Linked DNA regions of Mus musculus: region 2 is linked to region 1. Evidence: chromatin loops called from intact Hi-C (ENCODE). Cell type or tissue: left cerebral cortex. All regions are shown on one strand. Each heading gives the region's core, and the rest is flanking DNA. Links, peaks and the distances in the headings are about the cores only.

Region 1 (6,436 bases), core at 1,329-5,328:
CCAGGACAGCCAGGACTACACAGAGAAACCCTGTCTCAAACAAACAAACAGGCTACAAAGAACTACAATTTTAAATCCACAAGGCAAGTAAGCATATGTCAATATTTCATTTTCTAAAATCATTTCTACATTCTGATTACTAATGATTTAGAAGGAGGAATTTATTGTATTTTCATTTATTCATTTTATAGTTTATATAAGAATTTTCTAGAAGTCAAGTGAATTATCAAACAGCTGTAACCCCAACACTCCAGGGGAAAGAGTATCTCACGATCAAGGCCAGCCTGAGTTTACATGATAAGTCAGTCTCAAAATAACAAAACAAAACTAAGTTTTGCTAATCTTATAATCTAAGATGGGTCATGCAAGTGATGTTGACCTTACAATTACTATTTTATGCCCCAAGTTTAACTTCCATTAAGAAGACACGTGATTTAAGATTTAAGTAAGTTACTTATGTTTTTTATTTCAATCCATGCTATATCTAACAGCATAAAGATTATCTGAGAAGAACCTATAAAATGTACTTTGGTCATTTCAAAAAAATAAACATATTGTACTTAATATGGGCTTTAGGAAACTATTGATAATTGCATTTTATGCTACATATGATCAATTTCTAGGATCTAAAGTTGTATCTCAATAGTGAAAACTGTGTGAGACCGTTCTGAACTGAATGCTCAGAACTACAAAATAAAGAATAATAAAGCCGGGCAGTGGTGGTGCATGCCTTTAATCCCAGCACTGGGGAGGCAGAGGCAGGCGGAGCTCTGTGAGTACAATACAACCTGGTCTACAGAGTGACTTCCAGGCCAGCCAGAGCGTGAGTGTGTGTGTGTGTGTGTGTGTGTGTGTGAGACAAAAACAAAAACAAAACAACAACAACAACAACAACAACAACAAAAAACCCAAACCTCGAATTCCTGCCGTATACTATTTGAATATTATCAGTTTCTTTTTCAAAAATCCCCTTCCACTAAGTTGGGCTCCCTTAACTATGTTGACTAATGACAACCTTGAAATTCAAAGGTGCTTGTTTTAAATGGAGTTATATAAGTAATCACCTCTCTTTTGACACTGACTAGAATTTAATTCCTCCTTGTGAAGAGGCTGAAACTGTTAGTCTGTGACTTGACCAAAGTCAACAACTAGTTAAGAGGCAAAGGCGGGTTCATTCCCAGAATTATCTTTCTCAAAGCCAATACTTCCACTTGAACATAATTATCTCCTTAAAAGATTAAGAGAGAGTTCAATCATTGGAAAGGGACTCTTGTCCCTTGTCTCTCTAAATGTTCACTAGTTCTTCTAAGACATATACTATACTTCCTACAATTCAGTCACTTAAACAAAATGAAGATAGCATTTCTAATTCGTTTAAACCACAAAAGGATTACTGGCAGGTGAGAAAGAGGTTGAAAAAGGCTTGCCTAAACATGTCTCATCTAGACCTCTAAATATGGATTTCCTAGTGGTTTTTTTAAAGCATGCTCATTTACAAGGCTACGTTTGAATATAGTCAGATGCCTTCCAGTATTGCATTTTCTAAGAAAATTCATACCAGACTCATATCGGTCTGGGAGACTGCTAGAATATGCCATTCTGGCACTTTGCAAATATCCGAAAAATCATCCGGGGGCAACAAACCCAGTTTCACACTCTTGTTTTACGACGTGATGCGTACCCACTTAGGGGACAACGCTCCTATAGGGCGCCCTGCCGAGAGAGCAATAAAGGAAGAAGCGGGGGAAGCGCACGGAAGTTGGGTGGAGGGAGGTCTCATTACCCACTCTTCTGCCCTACCTCTGCCAAGGGCGGCTCCACGGTGCCCAGCCGACACGAAACCCTTACAAGCCCTCGAAGCCCGGCTCTGTCCCAACAGAGAGTCCGGGACGCGGACAATGTGAAGCACAGGATGACCACAGTCACCTCTCCAAGTCTATACCCTTGATTTCGGCCCTGGATGATGCTCCCCCTTCTTTTCGGAGCTGGCACTCCAGGTGGGAAACTCCCGGTCTGCATTGGCCGAAGTCCCTGCTTCAGAAAGGGCGCCTCCTGCGACCGGGTCTAACCCGCAACCCGCAACTCTTTGCACGCAGGGACCCTGGTCCCTCTGTCCCGCCCCCGCAACCCTCCACGGACAGGCCCGCGCCCCACCCGGGATTCCCGAGTCCACTGCCCCGCCCCAGCGAAGGGCTCCTAAAGCCCCCACCCCACCCCCCCCACACACACACGTACACACACACACACATCTCAGACTCCAGTCTCCCAGACCCAGTCGAAGCCAGAGTACCTACCTAAATCAGCGGTGCTCCAGTGTTCCAAGGGGGCGGGCGCGGTCCCCTCCCCGAGGCGCCTACTGCTTCTCTCAACCACCCCTTAAGCCGCAGCTTTGCTTTCCCAGGAGCGGGAGGGAGCGGAGGGAGCGGAGGAGGCGGAGGGGAGGGGGAAGACCAGTTGAGGGGCGGCCGAGCCAAGCCGGAAGTACTAATGCAGGTCCCACCCACCTCCTGGAGCCGCAGAGCATCCTCGTTCTTCTGATAGGACAAACCCCTGTCGTCGCTGTGAAATTCAGACCACCACTTCCGGGTCGTTAATGCTGCGGCCCCTCCTTAGCAACAGCGTGGGGTTGCTAAGCGGAAGTGCCTTTAAATACCCCCCTTCCCCCCCCATTTCTTCGGGGACTGTTGGTAAGTGGGTTGGGAGCTTCGTTTTCTCATTTGGAAATGTTTTTAGGCCTTTAGTTTACAATGTTAGGCCAGGTAAACCCTTCGCTGCAGCAGGTAGTAGGCCCAACGTAGCTGCTTCCATCAGTTGGTCTCTGACACCAGCTCCAAACTACACACACCTCCTGGAATCCTGGGCCATCTCGGCAGCTCCTCCCAAAGCTCCTCTCCAGGCCCCTTGCGGGAGCTTCTTTCTCACTGTCTAGCAAGCATCTCCCTCTGGTGGATTTCCTGTCGTTTCAACCAGACTTTTGCATGCATTTCGTTCTGAACCGGCTCCAGAAGTCGAACAGTGAAGTGGGTAAGAAAGTTTTGTCTTACCTTGTCTTTTCTTTTTTCTTTTTTTTTTTTTTTTTAAGGATTTAACGTTTTTATGTGTGACCTGGAAATAACCTAGCTATATTTGAGTCTATGAAAATTGACCAGAGTAATATTATTATTGTTATTCCATAAAACGGGGGAGTTGGGGGAGACAAAGAATGCCGGTAATCTCGCTTGAGTAGGAAGACAACTAAGCCTCCCATCAGAATAAACCAACATACCTATACGGTGACTAAGAAAGGTGTCCATAAAAACCCTCATTTAGGCTGGGGATTTAGGTCTGTGATACAAAACTTGCCTGGCATGCCCAAGGTCTTTAGTTCGATTCCCAGGCATCGAAGAAAGGAAGGGAGGCAAGGAGACTCATTTACTGGACATGACAAGCAGACCTGTAATGCTTAGACTCCAGAGGAAAAGCGAGGATAGTAACTCCAAGGCCTAGACTACATGGTCAGTCCCAGTTTTAAAACATTTTACCTAACATACCCGAGGCATAAGTTCACTCTTTGAAAAAACTGGAAAACTATGGTGGAGACCAAAGCCAACAAAATAACCCCCTGTAACGACCCCTATAATTATAGTAATTATATTTTTAGAGAAACCTGGGGTGGGGGATAAAACCATCACTTGACTGTATTATTTTTTGAGTCTGAATCTCACTTTGAAGCCCTGGATGACTGATCAGGTAATGTCTATGTAGACCAGGCTGGCCCTGAATTCAGAGACCCACCTTCCTCTTCTCCCAGGTGCTGGGATTTAAAGCGTTCACTACCGGGATGGACCGGCTTTCCTATTTTAACTTTAACTTCTGAATTTTTCTCATCTACATCAGTGGATACACTTGCAACTGTAAGACCCGATTTTATTGGTCACAAAATTATTAGTAGACTGTTGTTTACCTCAGCTAAGACAGAAAACTAATTTTGGTAATTGAAAAGTAACACTAGGCCTTTTCATTTCCTAGACTCATAGGATGGCATTAAATTGATCCATCCTAGGCAGTCAACTCTGCAAAGCTTTTAAGAAACCACTTTAGGCTCAAATGTACCAGCAGTTGGTTATTAAGTCTAAAATAGTTCCATTCCCTACCCCCACCATCATCGTGTATACAATTGGAAATACACACACACACACACACACAAACACACACACACACAATCTGGGTCAGTGATGAGTGTTACAGTAGTTTAGTATTTCACCTGCCAGCAGGTCTAAATTCCAAACTTTAAATTCTAAAATAAATATAAGTCCAACATGCAACAGTTTACAATACATCTAAAGAACTAGAACATGTTTATGGTTTAAAAAAATGTGGCCTATAGAAATTGGTGCCTCATCAAATAAAATTCAGTTAGAACTAACCATAAGCTTAAGCTAATGTGGAAATGCACCTTCATCTGCAGAGCTCTCTGTCCACTGCCTGAGGTGGTTTACAAGCAGCATTTAGCTCCTTTCCTATAGCCTTGGGGTTTTTTAATTCACTGTTCTATTAATATATGAAAATCTGGATTGAGTCCTAAATAACCACATGAGCTTTTTTTTTTTTTTAAAGATTTATTTATTCACTTAATGTATGAGTACACTGTTGCTGCCTTCAGACACCCCAGAAGAGGGCATCGGATCCCATTACAGATGGTTGTGAGCCACCCTGTGGTTGCTGGGAATGGAACTCAGGACCTCTGGAAGAACAGTTGGTGCTCTTAACCACTGAGCCATCTTTCCAGCCCCACATGAGCTTTTGTTTGTTTGTTTGTTTTGCTTTTCGAGACAGGGTTTCTCTGTGTAGCCCTGGCTGTCCTGGAACTCACTCTATAGATCAGGCTTGCCTTGAACTCAGAAATCCTCCTGCCTCTGCCTCCCAAGTGCTGGGATTAAAAGCGTGCACCACCACCATTGCCTGACCACATGAGCTTTTATAATTCTTTCATTTTCAACATAGTCATGCTTAGAGGCCTGGGAAGGTGAGTTGCAAAGTCCTACACTACAACTGCCTATGTGGGCTTAACTACAAAAATCTTATTCTCTTTATTATATTTATTTGTGTATGTGTTGGTGCTGACATACCATTGTGAATGTGGAGGTCAAAGGATGTGTTGAAGGAGTCCCTTCTCCTTTTCAACCATATCGATGGTCTAGAGACTGAGCTCAAGGCGGCAGGTTTGGCATTGGTAGTCGCTCTACCCTTTGAGTGATTTTGCTGGCCGAGGAATCTATACTCTTAATATGAGCTATAAAACAGTAGCATATATATAGGCTAGATCCCGAATAGCCTTCACAACCAGTGCAGTACCCTCATCATATATGACTAATATGGGACTTTCAGCCTCCTAACAGTGTCTTTTTATATTCACTTTTTAATTTTTTCTTTTTTAAAATTATTTATTTTATGTATATGAGTATACACTGTAGCTGTAGAGATAGTTGTGAGCCTTGATCTGGTTGTTGGTCAACCCTGCTCACTCCAGTTGGCCCTACTCACTCAAACCCTGCTTACTCTAGCCCAAAGATTTGTTTTTGTTGTTTCTTTTGTTTGTTTGTTTGTTTTTGAGACAGGGTTTCTCTGTATAGTCCTGGCTATCCTGGAACTCACTCTGTAGACCAGGCTGGCCTCGAACTCAGAAATTCGCCTGCCTCTGCCTCCCAAGTGCTGGGATTAAAGGCGTCCAGGCTTGGCCCAAAGATTTATTTATTTATTTATTTATTATTATTATTATTATTATAAATAAGTACATTGTAGCTACCTTCAGACGTGCCAGAAGAGGGTGTCAGATCTCATGGGTGGTTATAAGCCACCATGTGGTTGCTGGGAATTGAAATACTCTTCGGAAGAGCAGTCAGTGCTCTTACTCACTGAACCATCTCACCAGCCCCTTCATTTTATTTTCTTTGAAATGACTTAAAAAATTAAATTGTGCATGGTGCCTGTGTACATCACTTCAGAAACTGAGTGAGGAGGATTGATATGAATTCTAACCCAGCCTGGACTAAACAACAAAAAGAACACATTTGATATGTAATTAGTACTGAAACCTTGTTTGAGGCCTCGCTATGGTAGCATACAGCTGGAACTCAGAAGACAGATAAGATCACACTCAAGGCCATCTGAGTTACAAACAATAAAATAAAAATATGTACTGCTAGAGCTCATCTGGTTTCACTAGACATAAAAATATACCAGAATTAGAAATGAATAGTTCATTGATGAACAATCTGGCCTATAAGAAGAAACTTAGCCAAGTTAACCATTACTGTGTCTAAGCAATAAACAATTGAAAAGATATAACTCCTATATATAAATGATCCAGACAAACTCAGGATATGTGACAAACAATAAAATGTTAAGCCTGAAGAAGTGAAGGCTAAAGATATAATTCATCTTTAAATAACTGGAG
Region 2 (5,218 bases), core at 1,219-5,218, 220 kb before region 1:
GCAAAAAGAATCAGAAAAGGAAAGCCAGAGGTGGCCAACATTAAACACTACAGGACAACTCAGGCTAAAGTGGTCTTGGATTTGTTATTCAACAAGTCACTTATAAGAAAGCAGTTCGGTAGAGAGGTGCAAAGTGGGGAGCCAACAGATCAGAGAATGCACCCCAAAAGCCTTGGCAGGAGGGTGGAGCAGAGGCTTTAGAATCTTGACAAAGCTTAGGGACATTTGAGTACGGTTTTTAGTTCAAATGGAAGGTTGACAGAAGGGAAATCACACTGTGAATGGAGCTGGGTGAAAGGAAGCAGAAGACAAGGGGATTAAGAAGGCTGGACCTCAAGGAGGTCGGTGGCAAGGACACGAGGTTGTCCTGCCTCAAGCTCACAGAGGAAAATAAAATAGAATAAAAAGGAGAGTGATAAAGGGAGGGCAGGGGAGAGAAGCAGGATTTCAGGTGAGTGGGTCTGGTGTTCTCAGGAGCCTGGGGTCTGTTCTACTACTCATACCTTACCCAGAGACCTAAAAAGCAGCCAGGAAAATAAATCCATCAAACTTTCCTTCCCTAGACTGTCTTCTGGCCTTACCAATAAAATAGGACATTTGAAAATGCAGATAGGAGCTGGGCATGGTGGCGCACGCCTTTAATCCTAGCACTCGAGAGGCAGAGGCAGGCAGATTTCTGAGTTCAAGGCCAGCCTGGTCTACAGAGTGAGTTCCAGGACAGCCAGGGCTACAAAGAGAAACACTGTCTCGAAAAACCAAAAAACTCTGTCTCAAAAAACTAAAAAAAAAGAAAAGAAAAAGAAAATGCAGATAGGAAAGAGGATAAACTTCCCCTTCATGTAGCAGGTTATTACCGGATTGGAAAAGCAGGGTTTCCCCCCTCCTCTCCTCGGCTTCTCCTTCTAAGCTTCATTTGTAAAAGCTGTATTATAGTCTTTGAACACTACTAAATCCTGAAATTAAACCTCACCTCTTACCCCTTACTGAACACCTCTAGCTTTCTAGTGATTTGAGAAGTTTGATTTTTTTAAAAAGATATCAAGCTTGTTCTCACATTACTCTCCTAATTTCCTCTCACCCACAACTAAGTTTTTGTTGCTCTGTATTGACATGAAGGTCTGCTCTTCCAGAGGACTTAAAATCAGTTCTCAGCACCCACAACTGGCAATACACAACCTCCTGTAACTCCAGCTTCAGGGAGACCCAACACTTCTGGCCTCCATGGACACACACAGACTTAAAATTAAAAACAAACAAACAAACAAACCTCTTTTTTAATACTTAAAAAGATGATTCATTTATATTTAAAAGTTTCAATGGGTGGTGGTGGTGGTTGCGAGATGATTCAGTGGGAAAAGGGGCCTGCCACCAAATAAGCCTAACCTCCTGGGTTTCCATCCCCAGGAGCCACTTGCTGGAAGGAGAAATCTAACGCCAGCAAGTTGTCCTCTGACTTCCATATTTGCACTATGACTTGCATGTGTATGTGCAAACATGCACAAAGTAACTAAATGTAATAAAAGTGATTTGAAACTTCAGTATTCAATTCCAGTCTACAGTCTAAAGAAACAGCCTACCACACCTCCACCTGCAGTCACCATCAGGTGCCTCCTTCTGGATAGCCAATTCTGTCTTCTCATCTCCATATTTTACTCTAGTTTCTTCAGCGTATGCGACCTCTGACATATCCAAACTACTCTTCAAGACCTACCCAAGTAACTGTCTAACATCATCACAGATGTTTCTAGTCAATTTCTCTTTCCTCTGCGTCTCCATACCTCCTACTTAAGCTCATGACCTCTGACTGCATTTTGTATTTTTGCATAAGTGGGTGTCATTCAATGCAAACTTGAGGACTAGAATCATCTCTCTTGAAGAGTTGTATTTCTGGTCCCCGGAAGTTTCCAGACGCTATATGCAGAGGTATGGTAGGATGGGAATGTTTTGTGGAGATAGTACAGTAGCAATTATCTTCTGCCTGGGGTTAAGTCAGCCTTGCCTCTCTACCAAGAGATAAGGGAACCTGATTAGCTCCCGGGCCATTCCATCTTTGGAATCCTTCTTCCTGGCCTATAATTCCACCTAAACTGTATCTGTAGGAGCATCTCTCTTAGTGCTACATCTTGGCCTTTTTGTTTTCAAAAAAATAGGGCTAGTGGTGGAACACACCTAATTTGTATGAGACTCTGGATTTTCTCCCCAATCCTGATAAATAATACTACAAATGGTCAACGGAGGGAAGAGAGGGGCTGGGGAGGTAGGGTCAAGAGTGGAGAAGGAAAGAGGGAGGGAGGGAGGTGGGGGAGGAGAGAGAGAGAGAGAGAGAGAGAGAGAAACACGAACAAGCATTACATTTTCAATCACAAGTTTGGTTTTTTCTGTTTCTTACTGACAATATGACCCTCTGGGTACTTGTTAAACAACCCACTCCCCATCTGTACAATGAAGACAGTCCCTCAAAGTGGAGAGTCTCTGAGTGAATACACGAACACACTTAACTGTGTAAGAAAATTGTAAATTTAAAGCCTCTCGCTGAGATATCTATCCCTACCTCTTCACTTCCTATTGATTCTGTCACACAAGAGAGTTGCTATGACCTTGGGCCAGTCCCCAACTCGGCCATTACCAAACAGTGACCTCAGTTATGGCGGGAGGAACGCAAGTCCAGGAACTAAAGAAGGAAAGACTCTTGAGTAGTGAAATCTTCGGCATGCTTTGCTTCTTGATCACTGTAGGCTCATTCTGCCCACATCCCTTGACACTGTCCCTAGAGCTGTAGGCAGTCCAGGGTAACAAAGCGTTTATGAGTTCCTGGCTCAATTTCGCTCCAGGTTTAGAAATAGCCCGACATTGCTGTGTGACTTAGGACCCGGAAGAACATGCTTCCCTCTAAGTCTGGTAAAAACCCCAAGGGTCCACTCCAGCCCAAGGGTGAGGCCCTCCTCCACCCCCTCTCCAATGCCGCCTCTCAAACACCGTCAAATAGTGCCCTGGGTAAATTACCATAAACTTCTAGCGCTTTCTCTTCCATGATCCGGGGCTGCCAGGCAGCTCCGTGCTCAGAAAAGCCTGAGAGCCATAGGACCCTGCTCAGCGTCCAGGAAAGCAGCCCAGACACTCGCTCCATCCTCACGTTCCGCCATCCCTGGCGACTGTCCCAACCGAGCCACCGTCTTTCCGCAGCCGACCTCGAGAGAGAACTTCCTGGTCTTCAAATAAACCAAGACATGTGTAAAGGTTTAGGGGAGCAGAGAATAGGCGGGACTCAAAACTGCAACGCGAAGGACCTAGGGAAATTAGCTGTAAAGACTACATGTCCCAAGATGCTCTGCTCGATTTAGAAGGCACAGAAAAATCCTTACGGCCCGTTAGGCGCATTGCATGCTGGGATGTCTAAGGGGCGTTAGCGGAGCGGCGGCGAAATGTATATGGGGCTTGTAGTCTTAGCCAGAGGATCGTGTAACGGACTGTTATACGTCACCAAATGCCCCACTCAGTTCCTAGGAAGAACTAAAGATGAATCCTAAAGAGGTAGGGGAAAGGAGATCAAGGTTACTACTACTGGAAGATATTCTAGAACGGAGACTCTACAGCTATTTCTCAGAGGAAGCCACTTCCAAACAAATTTTTCTTACTTTCTGACCAGGCCGGAAGTGGATTTCCTTTGCGGTGAAAGGGGTTATTTTGGAAGACCAATGTTGATAGGCATGCCTACGGACAGGGAAGGCTTAGTTTTCTTATCTCCTAGAAACTTAGTTTAGTGCAGCTTCTCTCCATGGGGAGGATTTCTATCGACCACCACCCAAATTACAGCGAGAGAACTTTATCTGTGTTCACTATGTAGTAATGATAACGGAGATGAACATCCTAAAAAAGCATTTCTTAACCTTTTTTTTGTGTGTTCATGGCTGTGATGGGTGCCAGTTACAGAGTTGATTGTGTTTCCACCTCAAATATTTATTAGACACTTAATTTGCCATACACAATGTGTATGCAGGAATAAAAGTTACAAACTAAGACACTCTCCTGACCTTCAGGCAGTTTACTTTATCTGTAAGGGAATCCACCCCTAATGTTGAGTTTGCAGTTGTAAACAGCCAACTTTGCTAGGCCTGGTGGCTCATGCCTGTAATTCCAGCACTTGGGAGGCCGAGGGAGGAGCATTGAGTTTGAGGCCAGCTTTGGACACAGAATTTCAGGCCTGCCTAAGGTGGTTTCAACCAGAAAAGCAAACCACCTCTGTTGGTGTTAGTGGCAGGTTTCAGCTCCTTGAAAGGATCATCTTGCAAATTAGTCCGTGATAACATAACCTATGTTATCTTTAAACTCTAGTTGACTTCGACTCACCAACCTGTGATTAAGTTCCGGGAACTTTTTTTTTTTTCGAGGCAGGGTTTCTCTGTATAGCCCTGGCTGTCCTGGAACTCACTCTGTAGACCAGCCTGGCCTTGAACTCAGAAATCCACCTGCTTCTGCCGCCCGAGGGCTGGGATTAAAGGCGTGTCACCACGCCCGGCTATAACCCAAAATTCTTAAGGACCGAATTTAATACACGGAAATCTCCCCTTTGTGTGAAGCCTGGCTTCTCAAAAAATCGATAACTTCTTTTTATTGTTGCACACTGTAACACTGAGTGTGTTTAAATTGTTGACTTACAAGACTGCCTCATTAAACTGTGAGCCAGGAGCTTTTGTGTTTGTATTTGAAACGCACAGTAAGGTGCCAAGCTCACAGTGAATGCTCTGTATATGTTAAATGAATTAATGTCCAAAAACTAAGTGGCAAAACTTCCTGCAGTCGTTTCAGCCCTCAATCAAAAATATTTATTGAATCTCTCAGAGAACACTGTGCTTGGCATGAGCAGGTGGCATGCAGAGGTTTTCAAACATTGTTAGTCACAGACTTTATTCAAACAGAACCTTAGAAGCGTGACAGATAGAGCCATGCAGGGCACAAAGACCCGGAGGAACTCCTCAGCCTCTAGCTCCTCCTCTGCCTACTTGGCCCGCCCCAGTGCAGCCTTGCGGTTCAGTGCTTGGATTGGCTGAGCAGCAGCCCAGGCCCCGCCCTAGGTCCCTCCCCCAGGTTCCGCCCCGATGGTCCCTCTGGGTCCATAACGGCCCTCGCGCACCTCACACGGCTGGAGCGCTTTGCTCGCGGCACTGTCTATAAAGTTGTTGTTGCTGCTTCCGCCACGGGTGGAGGAAGATGGCGTCAG

Evidence for each region. Peaks named below come from ENCODE experiments on the same cell type or tissue, not always from the same donor. Only the 100,000 strongest peaks of a DNase experiment are listed, where the experiment ranks them.
Region 2: it touches region 1 in a loop (8-fold over the local background); 1 of 42 quality-filtered maps calls a loop at or near these places.

Annotation. Positions count from the first base shown.
Region 1 is chr9:65,905,027-65,911,462 of GRCm38, reverse strand. Trip4 (thyroid hormone receptor interactor 4) reads left to right here and starts at 2,669. Exons shown (of 14, transcript NM_001357872.1): 1 at 2,669-3,024. It overlaps Csnk1g1 (casein kinase 1, gamma 1), which reads right to left and starts at 2,453. Exons shown (of 14, transcript NM_173185.2): 1 at 2,295-2,453. In left cerebral cortex, for the core only: CTCF peaks have their summits at 2,063 and 2,936 (motif pointing left); DNase peaks (open chromatin) are centred at 1,775, 1,996, 2,519 and 2,870; H3K4me3 peaks cover 2,170 bases; H3K27ac peaks cover 1,403 bases.
Region 2 is chr9:66,124,756-66,129,973 of GRCm38, reverse strand. Snx1 (sorting nexin 1) reads left to right here and starts at 5,088. Exons shown (of 15, transcript NM_019727.2): 1 at 5,088-5,218. The coding sequence starts at 5,209. It overlaps Ciao2a (cytosolic iron-sulfur assembly component 2A), which reads right to left and starts at 3,363. Exons shown (of 5, transcript NM_026635.3): 1 at 3,004-3,363. The coding sequence starts at 3,127. In left cerebral cortex, for the core only: a CTCF peak has its summit at 3,349; DNase peaks (open chromatin) are centred at 3,348 and 5,066; H3K4me3 peaks cover 2,373 bases; H3K27ac peaks cover 1,469 bases.